2 separate regions of the Homo sapiens genome follow, and region 1 is linked to region 2. A link is an interaction called in ENCODE POLR2A ChIA-PET data of the cell type or tissue named here. Cell type or tissue: MCF 10A. All regions are shown on one strand. Links, peaks and the distances in the headings refer to the core of each region. The heading gives the core; the rest is flanking DNA. Region 1 overlaps PTK7 (protein tyrosine kinase 7 (inactive)). Region 2 overlaps PTCRA (pre T cell antigen receptor alpha).

The links. ChIA-PET counts read pairs that join two places held together with the same protein. Peaks named below come from ENCODE experiments on the same cell type or tissue, not always from the same donor. Only the 100,000 strongest peaks of a DNase experiment are listed, where the experiment ranks them.
Region 1: POLR2A ChIA-PET joins it to region 2 with 5 read pairs; 5 of 35 experiments call an interaction of 5 or more read pairs at or near these places.

What each region holds. Positions count from the first base shown.
Region 1 is chr6:43,124,100-43,129,466 of GRCh38, reverse strand. PTK7 (protein tyrosine kinase 7 (inactive)) reads right to left here. Exons shown (of 20, transcript NM_002821.5): 2 at 203-490. Among named protein-coding and RNA genes, the nearest start is that of SRF, 44 kb to the left of the region's middle. In MCF 10A, for the core only: no CTCF peak of the experiment used is centred there; a DNase peak (open chromatin) is centred at 3,116.
Region 2 is chr6:42,922,919-42,928,283 of GRCh38, reverse strand. It overlaps PTCRA (pre T cell antigen receptor alpha), which reads right to left. Exons shown (of 4, transcript NM_138296.3): 2 at 4,937-5,257; 3 at 4,011-4,055; 4 at 2,446-3,023. The coding sequence ends at 2,602. It also overlaps a transcript of CNPY3 not described here. Among named protein-coding and RNA genes, the nearest start is that of CNPY3, 3.9 kb to the left of the region's middle. In MCF 10A, for the core only: no CTCF peak of the experiment used is centred there; no DNase peak of the experiment used is centred there.

The DNA of each region.
Region 1 (5,367 bases), core at 259-5,258, 200 kb before region 2:
CAGACTTGAAGGAAAAAATTTTGGAAAAAATATAACTTTTAATTTCCTCTTATCCACATGAGCAAAAAAAGCTGATGATAAATGCATTCTGCCTGGCCCGTTTAACTGGAAATGGGAGAAGCTGAGGTAAGGGAGGGATCCCCCAGGCCTCAGTCATTGAGGGTCTGACAGGGGGACTGGGCACAGCCCCCCTGGCTCTCACATTTGATGTTGAAGGAGGCGTTGGCACTGCGGGCTTCTTCTCCAGTGACATCATCCCGAGCCACACACTGGAAGGTGCCAGAGTCCTGCAGCCGGTCCACAGCTGCAAAGCTCAGGCTGCTGCCCTGGGCGAAACGCCGCTCCGTGTCCTGGACAGGGGCCCCATCGAGCAGCCAGTACACATGTACCGGGCCCGGAGCCTCAACCTCACAGCGAAGCAGCGCCCGGCGCCCCTGCAGTGCATCCTGGGAGGACGGCTGCTTGATGAAGACAATGGCTGTCTGGGTACCTGTAGATGCAAACAGGGGAGAGGCAGGGTCAGGGGGAGCTGCAGCCTCTGTCCTAACACAGGCCACCTTGTGCACAGGAGGAAAGGGGCTGTGTACACAGGAGGCGTCCAGTAAGTGCAGGTGTGAAGGATCATGATGCCACAATTGCAAGAGTCCCCTGAAAAACTTTTCTTTTTCTTTTTGAGATTTCTTTTTCTTTTTTTGCTCTTGTCACCCAGGTTGGAATGTGGTGGTGTGATCTCAGCTCACTGCAACCTCCACCTCCTGGGTTCAAGTGATTCTTCTGCCTCAGCCTCTCGAGTAGCTGGGATTATAGGCATGAGCCACCACACCCAGCTAATTTTTGTATTTTTAGTAGAGACAGGGTTTCGCCATGTTGGCCAGGCTGGTCTCGAACCCCTGACCTCAGGTGATCTGCCCACCTCGGCCTCCCAAAGTGCTAGGATTACAGGCGTGAGCCACCACGCCCAGCCCCCTGAAGAGCTTTTCAACTGTGCTGAGTGCTCTGTAGGATACAAAGACACAGTAGCCTCTCCTCAAGAGGTCTGAAGACTAGAGGGGCACACAGAACACAGTTACAGTCACATAAATGCCAAATGAATGGGGTGGGCAGGCAGTAGTGACTTGAGCACGAAGGAAGAAGGGACCCCTAAGGGCTGGCTGCACAGGGAGGCTTCCTAGCAAAAGAGAGTCTGGGCCTGCAGGGTGAGATCACAGGAGGTTTTGATGCCAGGCTGAGGAGCCGGGGACACTGCAGGCCACCTTCCCCCAATACAGACTCAGGAGGTTTAGTAAAGTTAAATCATGACCCAAACAGCACCCTGGAAAGATGGCTTCACTCATGCCCCTCGACGGTGCCAGCATCAGAGGTGGCCACAGATGGGACGCTTTGAATCTCATCCGCAAATGCTCTGCAGCCCAACGTTTCCCAGACGCTTCTTTGAAAAAACCCAACCCATCACTGGAGAAGCCAAGATTCTCTAGAAACCTGGGCTACTGCCAAAAACAAGCCAAGGTCATTCCCATGTCCTGTTCTTTTTTTTTTTTGAGACGGAGTCTCGATCTGTCACCCAGGCTGGAGTGCAGTAGCGCGATCTTGGCTCACTGCAAGCTCTGCCTCCTGGGTTCACGCCATTCTCCTGCCTCAGCCTCCCGAGTAGCTGGGACTACAGGTGCCCGCCACCACGCCTGGCTAATTTTTTGTATTTTTAGTAGAGATGGGGTTTGACGGTGTTAGCCAGGATGGTCTCGATCTCCTGACCTCGTGATCCGCCCGCCTCGGCCTCCCAAAGTGCTGGGATTACAGGCGTGAGCCACCGCACCCGGCCCCATGTCCTGTTCTTTATCCCTGAAAATCCATCTGTGGCCAAGGTCAGCTTCTCTGTGTTAAGAGGAGAGCCATGTGGTTCCAGAGTTCCACTTGAAGTCATTCCCCTTCCTGCACCATTATAGTTCAGCTCTGGCCACAGGGTCCCCGCAACCAAAGGTGGAACTGCAGTCAGTGGGAACAAAGGAAAGAGGAAGAAGCCTACACTGTATGGCAGATGGGTTTAGGGAGGCGGAGGGCAGAGCCGGGCAGGTGGGTGGCATGGTTACGGCGGCGGCAGGAGCAACACACTGGACTTTGTTCCTAGCCCGCGTGGGCGACTTGCAGAGGCCTGGAGCCACTGGGCCTTGAACACAGAAGAGGACTCCCTGATCCCCCCGCCCCCGGAAGAAGAAATGGGCCACCTGGAACTGCTACACGAAGCAGCAGGCTCTGCCTTGAGCCAAACTGGCTGGGCAAGGGCAGAAAGGTACTAACGGAGTCTTTTCCATCCCTTCCCAAACCACTGGAAACTAATCTTGGCCTACAGAGCCCCTTCCAAGTCCCTGGAGGTGGGGTTCTGTTCTTTATGGCATGAGAATCAGTCTCCTCATAAAGTCAGTGTCAAGACAATTCCAGGATCCCCCAGGCTGGGTCCAGATGAGGGGCTGCCCCTGGTGTTGGTCCGTCTCCCAACATGCTCATAGGTGCCAGCCCACATCTCCTGACACAAAACCCAGTCATGGAGCTGGAAGCAGCTCCAAGCAGCCCATTACTTCTCAGCGTGGCACTGATGGTTCTCTGGGTGAGCTATTCCACCTGCTGTGCAAGTTAACAAATCTGCCCTCCCGGCATTGTGACAATTCAAACACATCCCTACACATTTCCAAATGATCCACAGGAATAGGGCTCTGTTCCTGCTCAGCACCGTGGTACAGATGGGTAAACCCAGGTCCAGGCACAAGAAGGAATCTGCCCACGATCAAATAGCTCATATGTGGCAGAGCCAGGACTATGACCCAAAGAAACCAACTCTGTGCTCTTCCCATCCCCGCCCAGGGACTCAGAAACAACCCTGGAAGCATCTGATCCTACAATGAGGAGTCACATTCCCGACTGCCAGGTAGTGTGTGGACACACCTCTTGCAGACAATGTCAGGCACACAAAGGCACCCAGCAAGCACTGCCTGAACCAAAGTGACCTCTGAGGAAGCGTGGGGCAAGAACTGGTTCACGGGGTACTTCTGGAGCACCTCTCATGACACAGATGGGCAGAATCAGACTGAGTCCCCAGTGGGCCTCTGCAAATGTGACTCACCAAAATCCTAGGACCTTTCTTTTTTTTTGAGACGGAGTCTTACTTACTCTGCCACCCACGCTGGAGTGCAGTGGTGCAATCTTGGCTCACTGCAACCTCCACCTCTCGGATTTAAGCGATTCTCATGCCTTAGCCTCCCGAGTAGCTGGGATTACAGCTACGCACCACCACACCTGGCTAATTTTTGTATTTTTTGTGGAGACAGGGTTTCACCATGTTGGCCAGGCTAGTCTCGAGCTCCTGACCTCAAGTGATCCACCCACCTCGGCCTCCTAAAGTGCTGGGATTACAGATGTGAGCCATGGCGCCCTGCCCAAAATCCTAGGATCTTTGACCCACAACTCCAGGAGGCTTGTCAAAGACCAAAGAGAGATCACCTGCCTTCGAAGTGTGGACAAGCCCCCACTTCCTCGCTCAGCTTCTGCAGACATGGTGGGGAGCCAGGAGTCTCACCCACACAGAGGAGCAGCTAAGGGGCTGGAATGAGACAGGCTGGGCTCAGATCCTGACCTGTTACACTCAGTGTGTCTGACCTTGGGTAAGTAACACAGACTGTGTCTCAGCTTCCTCTGCCTCTCTCACAAGGCTGTCATGAGTTGTAAACCTGGAAACATACATGAAGTGCCTTGCAAATGGTTCATCTTCAGTAAATGGCAGCTACTGTTAATATTCTCATGATCACCCCTCCTGCTCAAGGACTCAACTTCTAAGAAGATTAGAAGGCTCTCCACTTGCCAAGTGCCAGGACCACTCCCAGACCCTGGCCAGGGAAGGAGCTGCCACAGCAGAGAAGTCTGAAGGCAATAAGCAGGTGGTGGGTGGGATAGAGGGGAAGGGGCCCTGAGCTTGCAGGAACCACAGACCACCTGCCACAGAAACCCAAGCTGGGAGAAGAGACAGCGTGACTCAGAGAGACCCCAGCTCAGCCTCGGCCACCCCCAGCTCAGCCTCCAGCACCCACTCCTGGGGCTGGGACTGGACTGCTCCATAGCTGTGGTGAGAGATGCTGCATTCCCAGACTGCCACTCAGAGCCCCCTGTGCCCCAACGACTGGGCCTGGGAAACATCAAAGCTGGCCCCGAGGGGGCCTCTGTCCTGACGTCAGCTCACAGAAGGTCCTGGTTAGTGCTTGGCTGGGACAGACTTTAGATGTTTCTTTTTTCTTTTTTTTGTTTTTTGAGACAGAGTTTTCGTTCTTGTTGCCCAGGCTGGAATGCAATGGCACAATCTCAGCTCACGGCAACCTCCGCTTCCCGGGATCAAGCGATTCTCCTGTCTCAGCCTCCCAACTAGCTGGAATTACTGGCATGAGCTACCACGCCCAGCTAATTTTGTATTTTTAGTAGAGACTGAGTTTCTCCATGTTGGTCAGGCTGGTCTCGAACTCCCAACCTCAGGTGATCCACCCGCCTCGGCCTCCCAAAGTGCTGGGATTACAGGCGTGAGCCACCCCGCCCAGCAGATGTTTCAAAAGGCAGAGAATGCAGCTCCCAGGTCTGCTCCAAGCCCCCAGCCCCTGCTATACGCACCTCAACCATGAGGCTCTTTATTCAGGTTGGCCCAGTGCTGCGGCACCCATGTTTGCTCAGAAGACAGTCTGTGGTGTGCCCAGCCTGGCCATCTGCCCAGCTTGCAGCGGGGGACGTTGGCCTGTTGTTTGTTGTTGGGCTATTTTTGAGATAGGGTCTCACTCTGTTGCCCAGGCTGGAGTACAGTGGTGCCATCACGGCTCACTGCAGCCTTGACCTCCAGGGCTCAAGTGATCCTCCCACCTCGGCCTCCTAGGTAGCTGGGACCTCAAGCATGTGCCACCATGCCCAGCTAGTTTTTTATAGAGACAGGGTTTTGCCATGTTGCCCAGGCTGGTCTTGAAATCCTTAGCTCAAGCGATCCTCCCACCTCGGCTTCCAAACTGCTGGGATTATAGGCATGAGCCACTGTGCCTGGCTTTGGTCCGCTGTTTTGTTTTGGGGAAGCAGACAAAGGAGACCTGGCAGAAAGGTCAGACTCCAAGAAAGGAGCTGGGAAGTAAGGGACTCTACTTTTGCTTTGTCAGAAGCTTTGCTGATAACAAGAAATGGAGGACAGCAATGACAGAGAAGAAGGCAGGCGGTTCGGGATTGAGGTGGTACCTGCCTCAAGGTGATGTAGTCACCAGCACATTCCTGTCCCCGCCCCCTGACTTGAGTATGCCCCCAGGACTGTGGTCTGGGAAAGGTCCTGGGCTTCCCGAGGCTGCCTCCTCTTTTGCC
Region 2 (5,365 bases), core at 366-5,365:
CGGGCTTGGTGGCTCACGCCTATAATTCCAGCACTTTGGAAGGCCGAGGTAGGTGGATCACGAGGTCAGGAGTTCAAGACCAGCCTGGCCAAGATGCTGAAACCCCATCTCTACTAAAGATACAAAAAGTTAGCCGGGCGTGGTGGCACACGCCTGTAATCCCAGCTACTCGGGAGGTGGAGGCAGGAGAATTGCTTGAACCTGGGAGATGGAGGTTGCAGTGAGCCGAGATCACGCCATTGCACTCCAGCCTGGGCGACAGGGCAAGACTCCATCTCAAAAATAATAAATGCCGGGCGCGATGGTTCATGCCTGTATTTCCAGCACTTTGGGAGGCCAAGGCGGGCAGATCACAAGGTCAGGAATTCGAGACCAGCCTGGCCAATATGGTGAAACCCTGTCTCTACTAAAAATACAAAAAAAAATAGCCGTGGTGGTGGGTGCCTGTAGTCCCAGCTACTTGGGAGGCTGAGGCGGGAGAATTGCTTGAACCCTGGAGGTGGAGGTTGCAGTGAGCCGAGATCGCGCCACTGCACTCCAGCCTGGCGACAGAGCGAGACTCCGTCTCAAAAAATAAAAATAAACAAATAAAAATAAAGAGGAGCACTCTTGGTCTTCTTTAGGCTGCCCCTGAACTCAGTGTCCTACAGACGCACACAGACCAAAGTTGCTTCTCTGGGAAGTTGTCTGCAAATTGGCCATAAAACCCTGTTCCCTGATACCTTCTTGTTTCCTTCCTAGAGGTTGGATATTTATGCTATTTTATGAAGACTTCAGAGCACTGAGGCCCAGGCCTTGCCACTTTCTGACTTTAGTTTCTTGTCCAAAACTGTGTTGGTAACAAAGCACTTTGGATAGGCAGGGGCTGTGGCATGTGGAATTCCACAGTGTACAAGATCAGGACACCCTCCTAAGGTCCTCCATGTTTTCTAGGCTTGATAAGACTTAGGTTGGCTCAAGCTGGGCACAGTGGCTCACACTTATAATTCCAGCACTTCGGGAGGCCAAGGCAGGCGGATCACTTGAGGTCAGAAGTTCAAGACCAGCCTGGCCAATGTGGTGAAACCCTGTCTCTACCAAAAAATACAAAAATGAGCCAGGCATGGTGGCGTGTGCCTGTAGTCCCAGCTACTTGAGAGGCTGAGGTGGGAGAATTGCTGGAACCTGGGAGACAGAGATTGCAGAGAGTTGAGATCGCACCACTGCACTCCACCCTGGGGGACAGAGTGAGACCCTATCTCAAAAAATAAAATAATAAAATAAAATATAAAATAAAATAAAATAAAATACTTGGGTAGGCTCAGAGCTTGGCCATGGCCCTTGATTCACCTCGGCTCAGAAGCCCTCCTGGGAAATAAGATTAAGCCAGCCTGACAGTGGAGATTGAGAAGCCTGGGCTCAGCATCTGGCCGGACAGCTAGGAAGGGATAGTGGCCAGAGAAAGTCTGAGGCTATAGTTGGGCCCCTGCCCACACCCTCCCTCAGTCTGTGTGTCAGAGAAGGAACATGCCTTGTGGGGATGGTGGACAGATTCATCCGTAGAAGCTATGGGACCCTCCCACCCCAGCCACCAGCACCCAAGAATCCCCAAAACAAGTGGGAGAATCTCCTTTCAGGCTGGTGAGAGATGAGCAGTGGAGGAGGCAGTGAGAGTTTTTATGGAACAGTAGCTGAGAGAGCACAGAGGCTCAGGGGAGCTGAGGGTGTCCTTGAAACCATGTGTTGGGGTGCTGGGGCATAGTTCCCCATCCCCTCCCTGGGGGAAGGAAGACTAAAGTTGATCCAGCAGACTATCCTATGGGGCCCAAGGGACAGGTGGATTTACATGACAGCACCCAGAGTCTCTTGGAGTGATTACTAGCAGAGAACCCTTGGGAAAGTCTGGATTTCCTGCCAGCGCTGGGCAAGCAGGGGACGCACACGTTATGCTCTACTGTGGAAGCCTCATACTTGATCAATACAAGAATCTTCTTTATGTAACAACCAGACCAAAAAAGCCAAACCTCTTTAGTACCTGGCTCAGGGTTGATACTTAAAGAATATTTGTCAAATGAATAATGACTCTTAATTGATTAATAAACTGTAAGTTTGGAATTAATATCTCATACTCTTGTTATTGAAAACGATCCTGTTCCCCAGAAACCCTGGCCCTGTTCACCTCTGTACGAGAGTTCACATCAGACCCACCACCCACCTTCCTGGGTTCCTGGGCTCTCTGCCCTGACCTCTCACAGAGGTTGGGCCAGGGTGAGGAGAAGAGGGGGCCTCCCCGCTTGCTGTTGGGGGAGGAGACAGCCGCCTTCCCAGCCACCAGTCCCACTCTGCAGTTCCCAAGTTCTGTCTCAGGAAGCCCTCTTCCTCAAGGGAGCTTTCCTGGATTTTTCCTACTTCTAACTCTGCCAAATTCCTTCCTCCCAGGATAGACATGAATTCAAATATTTTTCATTTGCTGTGTCATTTAAGTTCTTTTTTAATGTTCTCAGTCATCTGCTCCCTAAATGCCCCTGTAACTGGGTGGATCACCATTCTCAAGGGGCCCCCTTTTGGATGGCAGAGACACAGCCTCACACAGTGTGACGCAGGGGAGGTAGAGCCCTGCCCTCAGGCAGCTCCAGCCTGCAGAGGAGGAGGCAGGTCACCTGCAAAAAATGCTCCAAGACTGGAGGAAGGAGCCCTGAGGGCAGATCTTGAGCACCAGGCCTGTGCTGGGCAAGTGGGGTAACTGCTGAGGTAAGACCCTTCCCCCCATACTGGGCTCCCGGGCTTCCGACCCGGAGGGGTGTCACCCCAGCGGCGGTCCCGAGGCTGGGGTCTGGGTGAGCTGGTGGCCTCTCGTCCCCCAGTCTCCGTGGCCGGGTGCAGTCGATGGGAGCCGAGGGCTCGCAGGCGGGTGGTGGTTGCGGGGGAAGGCAGCGGGCCCGCGGGGTCGCACAGGCAGCTGCAGGTCAGGAGCAGGTCAAACAGCAGCAGCTTGAAGAGCAGCAGCCGCAGGACCCCCAGCCACAGCGCCCCACCCGGTGTCCCTGCGAGGAGGAACCGCTCAGGAGCCCGCAGGAGCCCGCAGCCCCCTACCCCAGGAGAGAACGGCGGAGAGGGCCTTGTCCTCTGCCCTTGCCCGTCCCCTTCACCCCCTCCTCCAGGGAAAGTCCTTCCCGGTGTCTAGCCTCCGTTCTTACTGGTAATAATACATACCTTCCTGGCCTTCATTTTATTTTATTCCCCAACAATCATGGGGGTAGGGGTGGGGGCCACGCAGGAATTAATTAGCATCTGATGCAGAGAGTAACTAGCTCAAAATTCTTTTTTTTTTTTTTAGATGGAGTCTCACTCTGTCACCCAGGCTGGAGGGCAGTGGCACGATCTCATCTCACTGCAACCTCCACCTCCCGGGTTCAAGTGATTCTTCTACCTCAGCCTCCTGAGTAGCTGGGACTACAGGCGTGTGCCATCACGCTCGGCTAATTTTTGTATTTTTAGTAGAGACGGGGTTTCACCATGTTGGCCAGGCTGGTCTCGAACTCCTGACCTCGTGATCCACCCACCTCGGCCTCCCAAAGTGCTGGGATTACAGGTGTGAGCCACCGCACCCGGCCTCAAAATTCTCTATTTGGTCGGGAAGCAGAGTTGGACCACAGCCCAACTTCATGACTGTCCGTCCAGGCTCTTTCCATCACCCCAGACAGCCTCCCATTTACACGGCCTCTAATGCTGAGACCCCCCTGCCTGGGCTGCCCAAGGAGGACTCCAAAGACCCCTCTGTTAGCTGTCACCTGTGCTTCTCAACTAATGTCCAGGAATTAGGCTGGGGTCAAAGGATTCACCCCCATCTTATGCTAGGTAGACTGAGGCCCATGCTAGCCAGTGCCCCAACCTAGCATGACAGCCTCTACATGGGACACCTACTGACCTCCAGTGTAAGACCCATTAGGCCAGAGCTGAAGGCCCCACCCCCCGGGCCCAAGGTCCTGGTCCCAGCCTCTTATTCCCCACCCCTTGCCCGGAGTACTCACCCCTGAGAGGCTCCTGGGGGCAGGTCCTGGCTGTAGAAGCCTCTCCTGTTGTCCAGGGAGAAGCGAATGAGTCTTTGGGGATGGGCCATGCACTCTGGAGGGCATCCCCAGTGCTATGCCCAGGCCCTGGCACAGGGTGGGTGTCGAGGCATTTGGGGTAAATGGACAAGTGAGCCAGCAGCAGAAACCCTGAGCCCATTTGCTGCAAGTCCTCTGAAGACCCAAACATCCCTCACTTTGCAGTGTCCCCTGTTCTGTGCCCTGGGGAGGCTGGGGAGCCCGGAACTCTCAGATAAGGAACTGACTGTCTTCGCAGCATTCTTTGGAAGTCAGGGCACTTAGTTAACAAACATTCCCATTTGAAAGATGACAAAATTGAGATAATCCCTAGAGAGGAAGTAAGTCATCTGGTCAGTGATAATAATAGCTGACTGTTTCAAAATACAATGGAGGGGGAAACAAAAATAGCTGGCTTTAGACATGTTGCTTAACCTCCCTGTGCCTGTAAAATTGAGGGAATTATATGACCTGTCTCATAAATGTGAAGTCTGTAGAACACTGCCTGGAACAGAGTAAACACTCAATAACTGGTAGTGATTTGTTAATTAGTTTGGTCCTTATAGGGTGTCATGTACACAGGGTGATTATCTATGTGTGTATAATGAATCCTAGGTGGAAGGAGGCATTTTTATCCTTGGAAGCCATGCTGCAAAGCCTGGATTTCAAACAGATATTGCAGTGGCAAATCCCAAAATTCATGGCCCTGAGGCCACTCTCCCCTGAGCCCAGGTGTCACCTCACCCAGAGGCTCTGCGCTTGGACACCCTTCATGCCTTTGTGGCCTGGAGCCTGCCCTCCCTCCAACCATATCCTGGTGTGTGGAAGGGGACAGGGAGCATCCGCAAGGGCCCAGGCTCCATCCCCACCTGACAGATGCATGGGCTGTGTACTCCTGCTGTGACCCTCAGCCCCAGGCCCAGTGTGGCAGACCAAAGGCTCCCAGGATGCCAGCTCCTCAGAAGGCAGGGAGAGATGGGCCAAGTTGGTCCAGGTGCCATCCGTTGCTGGGGAAGGGCCATAGGTGAAGGCATCCAGTGCACTGCCATTGCCGGCTGAGAACCAGATGGGGCTGTCAAGGCCAGGGGGTGCAACATCAAGGACCAGGCAGACCACCACCATCTGCTGCTTTCCATCCACCAGCAGCATGATTGGTGGGGCCAGAGAAGGAAAGGGTGTGCCGCCCACACCTGCAAGAGAGCATGTACCTGTGGGTGCTAGACCAGCTTTTGGCCTCCCAGGCCAGCATTGTGTTGTAGGCTAGGGTTCTACATTTCTGTCTTTCCATCCATCCATCC